Regions from separate parts of the Mus musculus genome. Here region 2 is linked to region 1. The links are chromatin contacts, found by Hi-C or POLR2A ChIA-PET in ENCODE. All regions are on one chromosome and are shown on one strand. The core of a region is the stretch at or near the end of the contact, and the rest is flanking DNA. Distances in the headings are between cores, read along the strand shown.

Evidence for each region. A loop is a pair of places that touch in the nucleus more often than their neighbours do. ChIA-PET counts read pairs that join two places held with the same protein, here RNA polymerase II (POLR2A).
Region 2: a loop to region 1 is called in a map of heart, with 3 times the contacts of the local background. The contact joins the promoter of Wars here to the promoter of Slc25a29 in region 1. A Hi-C loop is called at or near these places in 6 of 37 maps with a recorded cell type or tissue (T-helper 2 cell, gastrocnemius and heart). POLR2A ChIA-PET finds 5 or more read pairs at or near these places in 3 of 5 experiments (Patski and embryonic stem cell).

What each region holds. Positions count from the first base shown.
Region 1 is chr12:108,833,924-108,837,787 of GRCm38, forward strand. It overlaps Slc25a29 (solute carrier family 25 (mitochondrial carrier, palmitoylcarnitine transporter), member 29), which reads right to left and starts at 1,953. Exons shown (of 4, transcript NM_181328.3): 1 at 1,729-1,953. The coding sequence starts at 1,762. Mir345 (microRNA 345) reads left to right here and starts at 3,050; the gene lies at 3,050-3,145.
Region 2 is chr12:108,892,499-108,896,362 of GRCm38, forward strand. It overlaps Wars (tryptophanyl-tRNA synthetase), which reads right to left and starts at 1,676. Exons shown (of 10, transcript NM_001164314.1): 1 at 1,571-1,676. Wdr25 (WD repeat domain 25) reads left to right here and starts at 1,774. Exons shown (of 7, transcript NM_177602.3): 1 at 1,774-1,815.

The DNA.
Region 1 (3,864 bases), core at 703-3,202:
CAAGGGGCTATTGTGGCCTCCACATTTGAGACCCGTTCCCTCACAACAGGGAGAGACCACAGGTATTCCCATCCTTCTACCAGACAGCTTTCTACCAGAAACCAGTCAAGTCAGGGTGCTTGCCATTCTTTCAGAGAGTTTAAAAGCAGGATAGGATGTGTCCTGGGCCATGCAGGCACACCCATGGTATGTTCTTCCTCTAGAAAGAGGCCGCACCATCATCCTGTCCTTCAGAGAGAAAGGACCAAAGCCAGAAGGAACCAAGCGGATACATTAGAAGGCCCAATCCCCACGTGTCTTGAAGCTTGTCTGACAGCATGCACTGAGCAGAGCTGGGAACCTGGAAGGCAAGCCTGGGGCACAAGCAGACTGTTGTCTGCCCCGCAGCTGCCCTACCAAATCAGAGAGGCTAAGTGTGTGTTTCCCACTCCACGCCCCATTTCTTTCCTTACTAGATGATGAATCTTACTCTGTTGGTGACCTCCACCTCTATTCAGCTGAAACCTCAGACGTGCATGAAGTCAGTGCTTGACTTCACGTAGTTGGGCACTCTCTACACACCCTGGGTGAGAATGCAGACCAGGCTGGAGACAGGGCACATGACCACCCTGAGACAGGCTGGTTGAAGACAGATGGGTATCCCAGGCAGGGAGGGCCTACTTGAGCAAGTGCCCATGGGCTTGTGGGACAGTGGGGGTGCTCAAAGTCTCTATGCAAGCCTGGCCTCAGGGTGAATATATGCTCCCCAGATCAACTGTATATCCCAGGCTACAAATGGAGGTAACTCTGGCCCTGGGGAAACTGCAGTACAAGGGGGTCTTGGCCACGGCAGGAGTCCTGGCCATTGAAGATGCCCTCACCTGCCCTGTTACAGCTGGGGCTAGCATGGGGCTCTTTCTGGGTCTCTAATTCTCCACCTGCTTGTGGAAATCTCTGTGGCCTTCCCACAGCTTACAGAAGAAAGACTTGGTGACAGTCTGGTGGTTCTCAAGCACCTAGAGGGTACGTCACTGCTCAGGGAAGGCATTCTGCCAGACAGCAATGTTCTCCATCCAGGAAGAAGCAAGCACGGATTAAGCACCTAAGGCCAACTCCAGCCTATCACTGTTCCAGGAGAGACCTTTCCGGGTAGGGCTATGAAGGATGAAGACAGCAGGACAGGTGGATGAGGAGCCAGGTCTGGGCCTCAGAGCTGAACATATAACCAGCCAGACCACTACCACCTCAGTCGATTCACCTGGAATCCCAGCGGCTAAACCAGGCTCTATTTAATACTTAGTAAATAAACTAATCCTCTAGGCAAAAGGAAAGGCACTAAACGTTCAACAGGTCCGCACGGTAGTGTCATGGGCAGACCTAGCCTGCTCTCAGCTTCGAGCGCTCTTCAGTCAGGTTGACATGACCATTTATTTGACCACCCGGTGGACCGCCTCCTCCTCTCCTGAGCCCTCCAGCAGCTTAAAGCAATGCATGGGAAGTGCTGGGCGCCTGGGGTCGGGCCAGCCTTCTAGGAGGTCGCGCGGTGTCACCAGCCTCGCTCAGACAGCTGCGGGAAGGGATCAGTAGGCTGCGCGCCCGCATCCTTCTGTTCTGTCCCTGCCTCCGGCCAAGCCGCGGTGCTGCCAGGATCCCCAGACCTTGCACTCAGTGCGCACGGAAGGGTCAAGAAGACACCTGTCGCCGCGTACCAGCCAGAACGCCCGCCTGGCATGCCGGTCATCTCCTTACCTCCGGCGCATCCAGCCAGGAAGTCGAGCGCCATGGCCCGGCCCGGCGAGCCGGCTGTGTCTTACTACTCCTCGGGCCCGGCCCGCGGTTGGCCGTCGCGACTCCTGCTATCTGGCCTCCGGGCGCGCAGCCGGGTCGGGGAGGCGACTGGATGGCGACTCCTAGAAAAGCACTCCCCTGGCGTCCAGCTTGCCGGGCCTCACCTCGCACCGCTCGCACCGCCCCGTCGGCCTCAGCCCCCGCGGGGGCAGAGCGCAACCAATCGGTAAGCGAGGCACGGACACACCCCGTGCTCCGGGTGCCGCCGCCAAGTCTCATTGGCTGGGCGCGCCTGGAAGGTGTGGCCTCGGGCGCGGCGGGCGGGGGTGCCTCCCGGCTCAGTAGACAAAGACTGTGCTTCTCGGGCCCGCCCGCACGGCGCAAGGAAGGGGCAGTGCGGTGGGCACACTGCACACTGGAGCCCAGAACCTCCCAACCGCACGGTCCGAAGGGCGGCGCTCGATCTGCTTCAATCCTCGGACCCCTCACGGTATTTGGATGCGACTCTCCTGCTCAACCTCATCGTCCTTGCCTGTGTCAAGAGGACACAGTGGCGAGTGCACACGTGGAACGCCGCGACTCTCCCAAGGCCTACTTTGGTCTTGGACTCAGCTTGCTGGGAAAGTTCGAGAACGACCGCCCACTTGGAGGGGCCTCTGAGGCCCCGGATCTTCTTAAGCGAACGCGCAGGAGTACTGAGGACCCAGTGCACCCAGGCAGAGACAGGGACTTGAGTTTGAAGGACGTAGAAACGTTTTCAAACAGAAGGGGCCTGTGGATGGGGCCTGAGGATGGAAGGGTGCCGCCAAGCCCGACGTGTTCCTGGGAGCCGCCAGCAGGCCAGATCAGGGGCGCGGGCATCTGACTGCAGCTCTGGGCCTTGGGACAGGGTGAGCTAGGTGCAGGACAAGGAGCAAGCAGATATTCCAGGCTTGGAGAGCATTAAAGTTGAGGTGGGCTAAGAACCCGACGCGCCGCCCCCCACCCCCCCAGTTGCTGGTAATATCTACAACAGCAAGGAGTCTGGAAGCAAGTCCAAGTGATGGATACAGCCATCACTTACCGGGCCTCTGCTGGTCGTGACTTTCTTTTAAGCTGAGAGTGGAGTAACAGACTCCTGTGGTTACTCGAACTCTGCTCTTGCCTCTCCCCTCCCTAAACTGGGCGCGGAGTTGTGGGATGGCAGATCTGATGGAGGGGCAGCTCTGAGACCAGGGACCCCAGTGTTGTTTGAGAGGTGGTGTTTATCCTTGGAATTGAATGGACCCTTCGTGAAGCCGACACCCAAGTCCAGGCCTGCTGACCCCTAGTCCAGTGCTTGTGGTGGCTACTGGGCCCTGAACTAGGGGTCTGGAGACCTGGGTTTGATCTCCACAGGCTTTGAGTCATCTGGATGCCTTCTAAAGGCAGGTGGTAAGAGGAAGAAGGAAGTACACACTGGAACTGGGGTGATTGTAGGATCCCTCCTGAGGCCTTTGCCATTAACCCCAGCAATCCTCCTGCAGGGACACAGCCATAAGAATACCCTGGGGTCCGGTGGTAAAGCTCGGGTCTTCACGCCTCCACCCTGGTTTCTGGTTCTAAGAAACGGGAGGGCATCCGATGAGACAAGACGGCTCTTTCTGCCTGTGGCTTCGAGACAGGCTCTTGATATGTAGCCCAGGTTGGTCTTGAACTTGACACCTTCATGGCCTGCCTCCTGAATGATGACACCTGGTTACCTTTTCTTTCCCTGGAGGTGGAACTCGGGGTCTCATGCATGCTGGGAAGGCAAGAGGAGAACTTCCTGAGCCTCATCTCTTCAGCCCTTGTTCTGTGTTGAAGGGAACGTGCGTCAAAAAGCCAGAGAGAGGAAGACAGGTAGGAGCGTGGGAGAGCCTGCCTTCATGCGGATGTCATTCCTGGCATTAGCTGTGTGGAGCTCTGACCCCCTCTACGGAAGGGTTCAGGAGCCTCATACACACACATGGGTACTCACTCCATAGTTGAGCTGCAGAACCATTGGAGGGACTAGAGACCGACCCTGTAGAGATCCTGTGGGACCCTGTGGGACCCTGTGGGACCCTGTGGGCAGAGCTTGGGTGGGCCAGTTGTGGC
Region 2 (3,864 bases), core at 426-2,925, 58 kb after region 1:
CAGGGAAGACACACAGTCTCTGCAGCCTGAGGGAAGAAAGCAACACGATTTTAGGGGCAGCTTGGAAAGAAGGTGGCCTAGGAAACTTTCTAGATACCTTGGAACTGTAGTCTCAAAGAGTAGATAACAATAGTTGCAGATTGACATGATCGCAGAAGACAAAACTTGGGGATAGATGATGGTGGTCTAGTTAATGAAAGGTTATTTTCCCAACTAAAGGCATTGGAGATTGAACCCAGAGCCTGGAACATGCCAAGTTAGCCTTTTAACAGTTGAACTACAAGCCGAGCCCTATGAATACTACCTTAAAAGAGAAAGACACTAATTTACAAAGACAGACATTACAGACTCTGTTGTCACAATAAGAATGTCAACGTATTCAGACACTGACCACTTAAGGAGGCCAGATCAACCGGAGCTTTGAAGATGCTGAAGGGCAAGCTCTGAATGCAAACAGGTCACTGGGCACCCACCACATCTACTCAAAACCAGGGCATCACCTGAACCTGAGTCAACTAGATGAAATACATGCACAACATCCCAATCCAGACACACACCCTCCTCAAGTCTTCAATGCTCTCATATGAGGTAGGTGACCCAAACCAAACCACTGCAACAACAGAAAACACGCTGCTAGCCTAGCAGAGAAGGCAATACGTACCCTGGCTGTGTAGTCCAAGGGTGCTCAAGCTGGACAGCTGAACATATGAGACTGCCCAGCCAGGGTGGAGGTCTTTAATACTCTCCTCTTCCCCTTTCAGTTTCTTTGTTTGTTTCTTTTTTTTTTTCTTTTTTTTTTAGAAGAGACTATTGTTTTTCTTATCTGCTTTGCCACACCCTTTCAGTTTCACTTACTGAGGGGTTTCCTAGAAATCACTCAGGTTCCCAAAAGCATTTGAGCCATTTGCCCAGCTTTCTTCAAGAGCAAGTCCAGCCACTGGCTAGCTACTTGGGCCGTGGGAGGAGGCGGCTGAGGCCAACCAAACTCTCAAGAGCCCGGAGCTACTTGTCATTGCATTGCATCAGCTGTCCCTTTCTTCAGGTTGACCGCCATATGACCTCCCCACCCTCTTCCTTTCCCGCCCCCACAGCATCATTGCAATTGTGTGTAGTGTAGCGACAAATAGGACGGGCATATCGCTTTGTACATCACTGCCTTCCCGAAGCAGCCTTGCTCTGAAGTTGTGCACTGCAGCGGAAAGATAGGCTTTTAATGTTGGACATAGAGCTTGGTGTGCTATCATAAAACCGTGGGCAAGTAGCGTTCCTTCTCTGCTTCTCTTTAGGATTCCTCATCTGTGAAACGGGCACCAGGGGCTTTACAAACACTTCGTACAGGGCAAAGAGATCCTACAGGGCAAAGCCCAGGCGGTGGGAAACGATGACAGGCTGGGTGGGCGGCGCCGCCGCAGCCTCCCGGTCCCTCGTGGTACAGGTGCCCAGAGAACAGACAGCCCGGTTCCGAGCTGGATCCTCGGGGCGCGGCGCCGGGGCGTCAACCGAAGGCCCCGGCGCCACCTCGGCATCCCTCCCTCGCTCCCGGCGCAGTGACCACCCCCTCCTCACTTACCGGCGGCCCCCACTTCGGCCCCACCAGTCAGCACCCCCAAGTTCAGCCACCGGTACCTCTTGGGCGTCCGTGGAAACACCAGCCGGCTGGAATAACTTCCGGTCTCGGCATGCCGCTATTGGCTGTCCAGGCAGAGGAGGGCAGAGACCATCTCCGATTGGCTGAAATTGCTGGCGTCGTGGTGGAACGCGACTGGGCGGCCCGAGTGCTGGCCGGACCGTTGTAGGGGTGGACCAAGAGCTTCCGTGTGTGTGTGTGTGTGGTGAGCGGCGGGCCCGGGAGGGAGGGGGCCGGGATGTGGCGGCCGCATGCTTCTCGCTTCTTAGCGCCGGGCTCAGCTCGCCGCTTGCCTTCCTGTTCTTCCCGTTCATTCCTAGAGTGCTGTGCTCTGAACTCTTTACCCATTAGTGTTGACAGCTTGGCTAACTTACTCATCCTTCAAAACCCGTGTCTGTTTTTTGTTTCCCATCCTGTATCCATGGCCTCTGGGGCAAGATCCGTGTGAATTTCTACCCACATCAGATCTATCATAGTGCCTAACACAGAGTAGGAAACTAGGACCCGTGTGTTGAACGGGAAAATTCTGTCTTTAACTTTCCCAGTTCCCTGCCCCATCACCTTGCTGTCTGCAAATTCATCCAGATTGAGGCTTCTTGGACAGTGAGCTAAGCACACAGGACACCCTGCCCCATGTATCCGTGCTCCCTTTAGCTTTTCAGTATTCGACTTCAGTCCTCAGTCCTCTTTTTCCCCCATTTAGCCTCTTCCTCTTGGTTTCACCTCCCCCCCCCCCCCTTTCTCATGGCATTTTTTGGACTTGGGTACAAGATGGCTACCATCATCTCCTAAACGGTGTGCATCTCTCTCAGCCGTCTCCCTTCATATATGTTTTCTTGACTCACCCTTGACTCCTCTTCATTGGTATTGGTTCTGTTTTAGTCACAGTATTGTGAACACCTTAGTTCCCTCAACCTCTTCAGAGCGTCACACTGGTGTAGTCTCTCTGAGACCTGTCTCAGCTCCAGAAAAAGATGCAGTCTTGGGCCCAGCTACCCTGTATCCTTTTCCTTTTGAGTTCACAAGTCCACGACATCGTCTGGCTCACGAGTCAGGGATGTTTTTGTCTTTCTATGGCTTGGGAGTGTGATGAATGAAGGACATCATTTACTGTTTTGCCTACTGTGGCAGATGTTGAGTGAGAGAATGAAATCTATGTGTGGTGCATCTGGTGTCCAGTCCCTTGCTGTCGTTCATTTTCTATCCCCTGTGGAGCTGATGAGCCACACTGTCCTCAGATCTGCTATAGGCCTCTTTTGTGAGTCTACCCTGCAGATAACCGTGTAGCTTAAAACCCAGGCTGTGACCGAGCTCTATATAGTATGGTGGTGGGAATCAGATGGGTTTCATTTGAGGAACCAGGAGATTGGCCTCAACTCCCTGCTGAATATGTAGAGATCAAATTATTTGCAGAGCATGGGTCTATCTCTGTGTGGTTAGTCTCTAGTGGGATCTTAGTTTGGTTGGAGAGTGGAAAGCTGGTTTTAGAAGTCCTTTTTCGAAGATGTTTCTAAATGTGGACATTGTTACCTGCCTGGATTCAGCTGCTGGTAGGAATGATAGCTACAGGCATTGGATGATGAGCAGACTTGTATGGCAGTGGGATTCTTAGGGCAAATAATGCCATTAGGGGACAGATGTGGAAGGCTTTGAGTGGAATTTTGGAGCCCAGTGTGTGATCTGACATGGTGATATATACTTGTAATGCCAGCACTCTGAAGGCTGAGGCAGGAAGACTGGACTAAGACCAGCCTGGCTTACATAGTGAGTACTTGTAATGGGCTAGGGAGGTTCATCTGTTAAAGACACTTGTTTTGAAATCATGAAGACCAAAGTTTGGATCCCAGCACCCATGTAACAAGCCATTTCACACTTGCTTGTAACTCAACCTGTAAGAGGTCACAGACAGACTATGTCTCGAATAGATAGAAAGTGAAACAGCACAGGACTCCATCTTCTGGCCTCCTTGTATTTAGGAGAACAGGTTTGCACATTCGCATAGGCATGCATACACTTACACAGCAAACACACAAGCATAAAAAAAGAAGCGGGCTAGCTGGTCCATGGCCCAGGCTTGCACTTTGTCCCACTCCACCCTCTGCTGGCTGAGATATGCTCAGCATCCTTATTTTCTTTCTGTCTGTACTCACAGAATTAATACTGAGTTTTAGACCAAAGCAATTCTTACTGAGAACTAGCTGATAGAAATTTGTGAATGCTCAGAATTCCAGGAAAAA